Regions from separate parts of the Homo sapiens genome. Here region 1 is linked to region 2. A link is an interaction called in ENCODE POLR2A ChIA-PET data of the cell type or tissue named here. Cell type or tissue: OCI-LY7. All regions are shown on one strand. Links, peaks and the distances in the headings refer to the core of each region. The heading gives the core; the rest is flanking DNA.

The links. Peaks named below come from ENCODE experiments on the same cell type or tissue, not always from the same donor. Only the 100,000 strongest peaks of a DNase experiment are listed, where the experiment ranks them.
Region 1: POLR2A ChIA-PET joins it to region 2 with 5 read pairs; 5 of 35 experiments call an interaction of 5 or more read pairs at or near these places.

The regions. Positions count from the first base shown.
Region 1 is chr17:75,117,926-75,123,302 of GRCh38, reverse strand. The region is part of intron 2 of ARMC7 (armadillo repeat containing 7); the gene reads right to left. Among named protein-coding and RNA genes, the nearest start is that of ARMC7, 11 kb to the right of the region's middle. In OCI-LY7, for the core only: no CTCF peak of the experiment used is centred there; no DNase peak of the experiment used is centred there.
Region 2 is chr17:75,334,079-75,339,455 of GRCh38, reverse strand. All of the region lies in intron 2 of GRB2 (growth factor receptor bound protein 2), which reads left to right. It also overlaps the pseudogene RPL36AP7. Among named protein-coding and RNA genes, the nearest start is that of SLC25A19, 47 kb to the right of the region's middle. RefSeq lists enhancers at 357-526, 1,984-2,093. In OCI-LY7, for the core only: no CTCF peak of the experiment used is centred there; DNase peaks (open chromatin) are centred at 455, 860 and 2,205; H3K4me3 peaks cover 2,850 bases; H3K27ac peaks cover 4,122 bases.

The DNA of each region.
Region 1 (5,377 bases), core at 105-5,104, 220 kb after region 2:
GCCGAGGCGGGTGGATCACAAGGTCAGGAGTTCAAGATCAGCCTAGCCAACATAGTGAAACCCCGTCTCTACTAAGTAAAAAAAAAAAAAAAAAAAATTAGCTGGGCCTGATGGTGTGTCCCTGTAGTCCCAGCTACTTGGGAGGCTGAGGCAAGAGAATTGCTTGAACTCAGGAGGTGGAGGTTGCAGTGAGCTGAGATCGTGCCACTGCAATCCAGCTTGGGCGACAGAGTGAGACTTCACCTCAAAAATTAAAAAAAAAAAAAAAAAGTGTCCAAAGAATAATTCATGTTAGAAAATGCCTGTAATTTAAGATGAAGGAGGGAAGAAGGACACCAGATTGTACATACAATAAGATAGGCCCGCTAAGACGCCACCTCCTCTAAGAGCTTTCTGTGAGCACCTAACCTGCCCCCCCACCACGCCCCCCTCACCAGGCTTTGCTTCTTTCCTTCACACTTACTGACATTACAGTAGTTATTTGTCAAAATATTGGCTGTTGCTCCACTAAACTATAAACTCCGTGAGAATGGGGACTCTGCCTTGTCTCATTCTCTATCAGCAGCCTCGCATTAGCAGGTGTTTAATAAATAGGAAAACGTTATCTCTACAGATATTCTTTTAAAAATTAAAAAAGCCAGGGCCAGGCACAGTGGCTCACTCCTGTAATCCCAGCACTTTGGGTGGTGAGGCAGGAGGATCACCTGAGGTCAGGAGTTCAAGACTAGCCTTGCCAACATGGTGAAACCCCATCTCTACTAAAAATACAAAAAATTAGCTGGGCGTGGTGGCACACGCCCGTAGTCCCAGCTACTCGAGAAGCTGAGGCAGGAGAATCGCTTGAACCCAGGAGGCGGAGGTTGCGGTGAGCCGAGATCACTCCACTGCACTCCAGCCTGGGCAACAAGAGTGAAACCCCGTCAAAAATAATAATAATAATAATTTTAAAAGATATTATTCTTTTTTGTTTTTGTTTTGAGACGGAGTTTTGCTCTGTCGCCCAGGCTGGAGTGCAGTGGCGCAATCTCGGCTCACTGCATCCTCCACCTCCGGGGTTCTCTGCCTCAGCCTCCCGAGTAGCTGGGATTACAGGCGCCCGTCAACATGCCCGACTAATTTCCTTTTGTATTTTTAGTAGAGATGGGGTTTCACCATCTTGGCCTGGCTTATCTTGAACTCCTGACCCTGTGATCCACCTGCCTCGCCCTCCCAAAGTGCTGGGATTATAGGCGTGAGCCACCACACCTGGCCAGATGTTATTCTTTTTTAAAAGCTGAATTTCACTGAGATAGGAGAATAACTCATCAAACGACACCATTAACACAGTAAAAAGGCAAAAGGAGAAAACATTCACTGACTATCCATCTGACAGAACGCTGGTATCCAGAACACATCAAGAACTCCTGCATATCAATAAAAGATGAACAACCCAATTTTGAAAATGAGCAAAAAGACTTAAACAAAGTCTTCTTTGCAAAAGGGCCAAAACATATGGAACTGTGCTCATTACGTATCAGAGAAATAAAAAGTATAACCACAAGAACATGCCACTACACACTCAACATAATAGCAAAAATAAAAAACACTGCTGCTGCGTGCAGTGGCTCACACCTGTAATCCCAGCACTTTGGGAGGCCGAGGAGGGTGGATCACTTGAGGTCAGGAGTTCCAGACCAGCCTGGCCAACATGGCGAAAACCTGTCTCTACTAAAAATACAAAAATTAGCTAGGCATGGTGGCCTACACATGCAACCTCAGCTACTCCGGAGGCTGAGGTGGGAGAATTGCTTGAACCCAGGAGGCGGAGGTTGCAGCAAGACGAGATTGTGCCAACTGTGCTCCAGCGTAGGCGACAGAGCGAGACTCCATCTCAAAAACAAACAAAAAAAGGCCAATACTAAGTGTTGGCAAGGAAGTGGAGCATATAGCATAACCTGGTGTAACTACGTGGAAAGTGATTTGGCAGCTTCTCATGACGTTAAACGCACATCTACCCTAGGACTGAGCAACTCCACTCCTAGGTGAGAGAAATGAGTACATATTTGTATGAACATGATCCTAACAGCTTCATTCATAAAGCTTCTAAACTAGAAACAATTCAAATCTCCGTCTACAGGCAGATGCATGAACAAATTGTGGCACATCCAAAGGAATGGATGATACTGCAATAATTTGGATGAATCTGAAAAACATAATGTTGAGTGAAAGAAATCAGATACGAGAGTAGATCCTGCATGGTTCTGTTTGTATGAAGTTCAAGAACAGGCAAAGCAAATCCACAGGATAGAGGTTAGAATAGTGGTTGCCTTGGAGTGGGAGATACTGACCCAGCGTGGGTGTGAAGGGAGTTTCTACGTCTTGGTTTAGGAGCTGCTTACATGGATGTACACATAGCTCAATGAATTTCAAAATTCACCAAACTGACACTTAAGATATGTGCATTTTATTCTGTTGATCATACTGCAATCTTTTTTTTTTTTTTTTTTTTTGAGACCGAGTCTTGCTCTGTCGCCCAGGCTGGAGTGCAGTGGTGCGATCTCAGCTCACTGCAATCTCCGCCTCCCAGGTTCAAGTGATTCTCCTGCCTCAGCCTCCTGAGTAGCTGGGACTACAGGTGCCCGCCACCATGCCCAGCTAATTTTTTGTATTTTTAGTAGAGATGGGGTTTCACCGTATTAGCCAGGATGGTCTTGATCTCCTGACCTCGTGATCCGCCCGCCTCGGCCTCCCAAAGTGCTGGGATTACAGGCCTGAGCCACCGTGCCCAGCCACCATACTGCAGTCTTAAAAATCGTTATAAAACAGAAAGGAGAACAAGTTCCGACTTCCTGATGAACATGCTCTGCACAAGACAGAGAGAAAACAAGAAGCAAGGGCAGGGCCTTCCAGACATCAGGACACACAGGAACTCTACACGAGAACCCTGGAGAGGCAAAAGAGGAAACCCCACATGAAAGCAAGATGAGAAAGCCGGAGACTCAGGGAGGTCAGGTGGGTGACCTCAGCTCACACGCCATGTTGGGCACTGGTGCAGGGAGGGACAACCTGGACCATGAAGGGAAGGTTGAAGGATGGTCCCAGGGATTAAATGAGGTGATGCTGGCCGGGCGTGGGGGCTCATGCCTGTAATCCCAGCACTTTGGGAGGCCGAGGGTGGATCACCTGAGGTCAGGAGTTCAAGACCACCCTGGCCAACATGGCAAAACTCCATCTCTACTAAAAATACAAAAATTAGCTGGGCATGGTGGCACTCACCTGTAGTCCCAGCTACTTGGGAGGCTGAGGCAGGAGAATGGCTTGAACTTGGGAGGCGGAGGTTGCAATGAGCCCAGATCATGCCACTGCACTCCAGCCTGGTCAACAGGGCGAGACTCCATCTCAAAAACAAAACAAAACGAGGTGATGCTTCTGACAAGTGCTTAGCTGGCACCTGGCACCTGGTGGCTGGGCAGGCCCTCGGCAAGGGCAGCTCAAAATACAGCTACATCTGGGGACTCGCCCATGCTGAGCTGAAGCAGCCCAGGGTCAAAGTCTTCACAGCAGGCTGGGCGTGGTGGCTCACGCCTGTAATCCTAGCACTTTGAGAGGGCCGAGGCAGGCGGATCACAAGGTCAGGAAATCGAGACCATCCTGGCTAACACGGTGAAACCCTGTCTCTACTAAAAAAAAAAAAAAATACAAAAAAAATTAGCTGGGCGTGGTAGCGGGTGCCTGTAGTCCCAGCTGCTGGGAAGGCTGAGGCAGGAGAATGGCGTGAACCCGGGAGGCGGAGCTTGCAGTGAGTCGAGATCGCGCCACTGCACTCCAGCCTGGGCGACAGAGCGAAACTCCGTCTCAAAAAAAAAAAAAGAAAAAACTGTATCACAGGGTATTTTCAGAAGTCTCACCACCATTCTGGTCCCTTCTACCTTGTTCCCTGCCTCGTACTAACCCATTTCCTTATTACACTTTTGTGTCTTGCCAGCGTGAGTGCATACACAGAGGTGTGTTCATCTCCACCCTGCCTTCTCACACAAAGGGTAGCTTACTCTATGTACTGTCTGTCCTTCAGACTTGAAATTGAAGGAGCCATTTTCAAGACACTGAAGGAAAACCCAAGAACAAATAATCCCCTGTGAATAGTCCAGTGTACCAGTCCAGTGTACCAGTGTACCAGTGTACAGTCCAGTGTACCAGTGTCATAGAGGAACTGCCACTGGGGCTGGGTGCAGTGGCTCATGCCTGTAATCCTAGCACTTTGGGAGGCTGGGGTCGGAGGATCACTTGAGCCCAGGAGTTTGAGGCCAGAACAAGGGACTAGAGTCTGAGCCTGGTGCCAGCTGGGTTCCCAGGGCACAGAATTTGGATCCTGGATGACAGGGGCGAAGTCCTGGCTCCAGTTATCACTAACAGCGGGAGCCCCAGGCAGTGGACTTGCCCTCACTTGGTGGTGGGGGTTCCCGATATGTACAAAGGGGTTAGAACCATCGGCCTTGCCGTTCATGACCGATTCAGAGGCCTTGTGGACAGGCTGGTTCAGGTGGGCGTGTGGCGAGCACATGGTGTGCACTGGGCGGGCATCCAGGAGAGGCAGCTTTTATCCCAACAGCACCCAAACAGGAGCCCTGGACCCTGGGCAGAAAAGGCAGCCAGAAGCACAGAAAGGGTCAATAAACTAGTTCTACAATTGCTCTAAATGGGCAGATCCACAAGAGGCCACAAAAGAGGCCAGAGACTTGAAAACCCGTGCGTGTTCTCCGCGGTCGCTGTAGCCGGATCCTTCCTCATGGCTGTGGCGGTGCCGACGGCGGGCAACTGAGAGGAAGCCACAGGAGAAAGAGACCGCCACACAGAGACGACGGTGAGTGAGGCCAGGCCCCTGTTGGCAAGTGGTTGCTGCCACTGTAGTTCCACTGCCACCGCTGATGGGAACACTTGAGGCCAGACTGAAGCCCTGGCTGACATGGAGAGAGAGCAGGGGCTTCTCTAGGGGCCTGCAGGCCCCCAAGCATGGAAATAAAGGAAAATCTTGAGTCCCTTCATGAAATTCCAGGCACCTAGCTAGCCCTGAGAAGCAAGTGAGCAACTCGATAAGCAAGAAGGTAATAGTTAGCTTAAAACAATAGCCAAGGAAGTCAGAATCAGGGGATGTCTGGTTTCCCCATAGAAACTAAAGATAACTTTGTTTTTTTTTTTTTTTTGAGACAGTCTTGCTTTGTCGCCCATGCTGGAGTGCAGTGGCACGATCTTGGCTCACTGTAACCTCTGCCTGCCTCCTGGGTTCAAGCGATTCTCCTGCCTCAGCTTCCAGAGTAGCTGGGATTACAGGCTCCTGCCACCACACCCAGCTAGATTTTGTATTTTTAGTAGAGACGGGGTTTCACCATGTTGGCCAGGC
Region 2 (5,377 bases), core at 200-5,199:
CTTGGGAGGCCGAGGTGGGTGGATCAGGGGGTCAAGTGATCGAGACCATCCTGGCCAACATAGTGAAACCCCCTCTCTACTAAAAATACAAAAAAATAGCCGGGCGTGGTGGCGGGCGCCTGTAGTCCCAGCTACTCAGGAGGCTGAGGCAGGAGAATGGCGTGAACCCAGGAGGCGGAGCTTGCAGTGAGCCGAGATCGTGCCACTGCACTCCAGCCTGGGCAACAGAGCAAGACTCTGTCTCAAAAAAAAAAAAAAAACATAAACTCAGGATTTTATTGTCTTCATAATAAAACAAAAGATGACACTTAGAACTGGATCACTTGGCCCTTTCTCTTCTTATCTCCTCCCAGTTCAAAATGCTTGCATCTTTTAATAGCCAGCATTCTCTTAGATCTGCAGTTGGGCTCAACGCACTCAAGCCTTAGCACAGTCTTCTTTGTGGTTTCAGCCTTTTTCCGGAAAATCGACTTAGTCTGCCCACCATAGCCACTCTGCTTCCTGTCATAACGCCGCTTTCCCTGGGCATACAGAGAATCCTTTCCCTTCTTGTACTGTGTCACTTTGTGGGGTTGATGCTTGCCACACTTCTTAGAGAAAGTCCAGTGAATTTTAGGAAAGTTGACCATTTGCGTGAGTGCTATCAGCACAGAAAGGACTTGTATATTTTTAATTCTTCTGTGTAAAGCTCACCTCATTCCTCATCTCTTAAATTTCTTCCTGATTTGGGCTCTTAACATTATTTTCAGTCTCTTTGCAAAAAAAAACCAAAAAACAAAAAGAACTGTCTTCACTGAAACTTGTCTCTTCCTCCTCTTATAATCTCATCTCTTGATCAATCTGCTTCCGTTAAACCAAAGTGTCGTGTGGCTACAAAGTCATAACTCGAGGGAATATGGGGGTTGGAATAGAAAATGCAGCTGTGGGGTAATAGCTAAAAACATTCCTTGGAGATTTTAAAGCTGAAGGAAACTTTTTGTGAGCTCACCCGTGGATTTGTGCAGAGGGAGTGAATAAGCAAGTGAAGACACAGTGATGGGAGCAGCTTGCTCATGCTCAGGAGTCTGACTAGGCCTTTAAAAATTATTTGTGGCCGGGCACGGTGGCTCATGCCTGTAATCCCAGCACTTTGGGAGGCCAAGGTGGGCAGATCACCTGAGGCCAGGAGTTCGAGACCAGCCTGGCCAACATGGTGAAACCCCGTCTCTATGAAAAATACAAAAATTAGCTGAGCATGGTGACAGGCGCCTGTAATCCTAGCTACTCAGGAGGCCAAGGCAGGCAAATCACCTGAGGTCAGAGGTTCAAGACCAGCCTGACCAATATGGTGAAACCCCATCTCTGCTAAAAATACAAAAATTAGCCAGGCGTGGTGGCGGGTGCCTGTAATCCCAGCTACTCGAGAGGCTGAGGCAGAGAATCACTTGAACCTGGGAGGCGGAGGTTGCAGTGAGCCGAGATTGTGCCACTGCACTCCAGCCTGGGCAACAGAGTGAGACTCTGTCTCAATAAATAATAATAATAATAATAATAATAATAATAATAATAATAATAGTAGTAGTAGTAGTAGTAGTAGTAGTAGTAATAGTAGGCCGGGCGCAGTGGCTCACGCCTATAATCCCAGCACTTTTGGAGGCCGAGGCAGGCGGATCACGAGGTCAGATCAAGACCGTCCTGGCTAACACAGTGAAACCCGTCTCTACTAAAAATATAAAAAATTAGCTGGGCGTGGTTGCAGACGCCTGTAGTCCCAGCTACTCGGGAGGCTGAGGCAGGAGAATGGCCTGAACCTAGGAGGCGGACCTTGCAGTGAGCCGAGATTGTGCCACTGCACTCCAGCCTGGGCGACAGAGCGAGACTCCATCTCAAAAAAAAAAAAAAAATAGTAACAGTAATAAAATAAAAATTATTTGTGAAGGATGTGAGCTTTCACCTAAAGCCACAGCAAATGAAACAATCTTTGTAGGTGCAGCCTCATCCTCAGATGCTTCTGGTCTCTGCCACCTCGAGCTCTTCAACATTCATTTGTGTTCTTTGCTGTTTTGTTTTCTTTTTCTTTCTTTTTTTTTTTTAACCCGACACTTCAGTAGCTGTTTTGTATACTTAAACATTTGAATAAAACTTAATTTTTAAGCATCTAATTACATCACTCCAGTTTCAGGGCTTGTGTGTGCAAGCTCCCAGTGCAGGTGGAGCAGTTGGGTTGAAAGGCCTGGTCTCTGGCTCAGGGTTGCAGCTGCATTGTTCATCCTGTGTTTTGCCTCCGGCAGAACCAAGCTTTTTCTGAAATTCTAGAGTGAAGAGGTTTAGAGGTATGTGCAGCAATACCTGGGCTATCTGATAACGTGATATTCTGGATACTAGAATTTTCCAGATAACCAAAATCGTAACCATTCATGTACTCAAATGTTACATTTTTGGCCAGCATGATGGCTCACGCCTATAATCCCAGCACTTTGAGAGGCCAAGGTAGGTGGATTGCTTGAGGCCAGGAATATGAGACCAGCCTAGCCAACATGGTGAAATCCCGTGTCTGCTAAAAGTACAAAAATCAGCTGGGTATAGTGGCGCATGCCTGTAATCCCAGCTACTTGGGAGGCCGAGGCACTTGAATCACTTGAACCCGGGAAGTGGAGGTTGCAGTGAGCCGAGATCATGCCACTCCACTGCAGCCTGGGTGACAGAGCAACAGAGCAAGACTCTCTCAAAAAAAAAAATTACATTTTTAAAAGCATTAATTCCATATTTTCCTTCTTTCTGGGGGAGAAAAACATACTAAACACCAAGTAATAATTTTTGTTCTGTAGACAGCCATAGTTCTAAGTTGATGTCAAATCTAGGAGTTGCCCTGGAGTTGTGTTTGTTGGGGGAGGGGACACTTTTTAGAGGGATTTGCCTCTGTCTTGGTAAAGGTGACAAGAAGAGAGTGTAGCTCTATGAACTCCTGGCAGGTAAATAGAGTTATCTTTTTCTGCAAAGTTATTGGTCACAAATCAAAAGTGTCCCTTTCTAATGATTACTTTGTTCTGTTTTGATGCACAAATAGGTTACAAGCAGCTCTTTGTCAGTCTGACTCTCTGTCTTCCAAGAACAAGTGTATACAGTAAAAGTAGACACACCTCACCATTTCAGGAGTTAAGACATTTTCAAAAACTCTTCATAGCTGGTATGGGTGCACGCACCTGTAGTCCCAGCTACTCCAGCCTGAGCAACGTAGACTCTGTCTCTGAAATAAAATAATAAATATTGTTTATAAGCCTGTGGGGTTTTTATTATTACTATAGGATGATGCTTTATAAGGTCATTATTAGACCACATTTTCCTTCTAGACCTTATTTTTGGTAGATAACAGAATCCTGGCCTTAAATAACTTTTAAAGTAGCTCCTTTTCTCAAAGGCTATTCAGAGTTTTCTGTGCTGCCAGTACAGGGGCAGGTGGTGGTGGCCCGGCAGGGTTCAAGCGCACTTTCCCTCCTCAAACTTGTCCTTGGTGTGTGCTTTATAATTGTCTATCAATACAGCACCATTGCTGGCTGCAGCACAATGCAGTGTTTTTAAAATGAAGACTTAAAAATTATGAGTGTACCTTGCATATATTGTTTTATCTCATTCCAGTCTTTGATGTGATTTTTTTACGAGAAACAAAATGATGACTAGAAGAAAGTTTTCATCAATACTCTATCAATATTTATGTGACTCTTGGAAACTTTGAATACACTGGGATTTACCACTAGCTAATTTTTTTTGAGAGTTTGCTACACATATTTATTAGCTCTTTCAGGATTTATCACCTTATCCTAAGCATTGAAACCCAGTGTCTGGCACCTGCAGTCAGAGTGTGGTAAGCATAGCAGATAAGCACCAGCATTGCAAAGCTCTGCAGGGCATACCCTCTGTTAAGAAAGCGTAGTCATTAATGCAGCCTGGCTAGTTGTCGATCATCTGTCATTCTTATCTACCCTTTCTATTGCATCTCACTTTGAATGGCAGTACACAGACAGCACTCACTTTAGAGCAATCCAGCTTCTGATTGGCTACGAGTACAGCATTGTTCAACATCTTGAATAAATCATTTTGTAAAGAATGTTACCAGTTTCCTCTCAGAACTTTGTTATGCAGTGTAGATTACCACTGTACTAGCCAACATTTTCCTGGGCCCACCATTTTGGGGTTGTATTCACATTTTTGTTTTATCTTTTACCAACTTTATGCCTTCTGCCCTTTGCCTTTTGTTGTAAGTCTAGAATTCATAGGGTGGCTTTCACGCTGTACCTGATTCTGTTCTGCTCCGTATATACTAGTCCCCCCTTACCTGCGGCCAGTTGCAATCCAACATATAAATAACATATTTTGGCCAATCGCAGTGGCTCACACCTGTAATCTCAACACTTAGGTAAGCTGAGGCAGGAGGATACTTGAGCGCAGGAGTTCAAGACCAGCCTGGGCAACATGGCAAGTGCCTATAGTCCCAGGTACTCAGGAGGCTGAAATGGGAGGATAGCTTGAACCCAGGAAGTTGAGATGCCATGAGCCGTGATGGTGTCACTGTACTCCAGACTGGGCAGCAGAGCAAGACCCTGACTCAAAAAAAAAAAAAAAAGATATTTTGAGAGATAACACATTCACATAAATTTTTATTACAGTATATTGTTATAACTTTTCTTTTACACTTTTTAAATATAAAGACAGGGTCTCACTATGTTGCCCAGGCTGGTCCTAAACTCCTGGGCTAAAGCAGTCTTCCCACCTTAGCCTTCCAAACTGCCAGGATTACAGGTTTGAGCCAGCACACCTGGCCTGTTAAAACTTTTCTATTTTACTACTAGTCATCATTAATCTCTTACTGTGCCTAATTTACAAATTAAACTTATAGGTAGGACTGGCATGGTGGCTCACACCTGTAATCTCAGCACTTTGGGAGGCTGAGGCAGGAGAATCCCTTGAGTCCAGGAGTTCAAGACTAGCCTGGGCAAAATAAATAAATCGGCTGGGCACGGTGGCTCGTGCCTGTAATCCCAGCACTTTGGGAGGCCGAGTCGGGTGGATCACAAGGTCAGGAGATCGAGACCATCCTGGCTAACATGGTGAAACCCCGTCTCTACTAAAAAATACAAAAAATTAGCCGGGCGTGGTGGCAGGCGCCTGTAGTCCCAGCCACTCGGGAGGCTGAGGCAAGAGAATGGCGTGAACCCGGGAGGCAGAGCTTGCAGTGAGCCGAGATCGCGCCACTGCACTCCAGCCTGGGCGACAGAGCGAGACTCTGTCTCAAAAAAAAATAAATAAATAAATCTAAAAAAAAATAAAACGTATAGGTATGTGTATAGTGTAGGAAAAAGCATAGCATATCTAGAGTCCTGTACTATCCACGGTTTCAGGC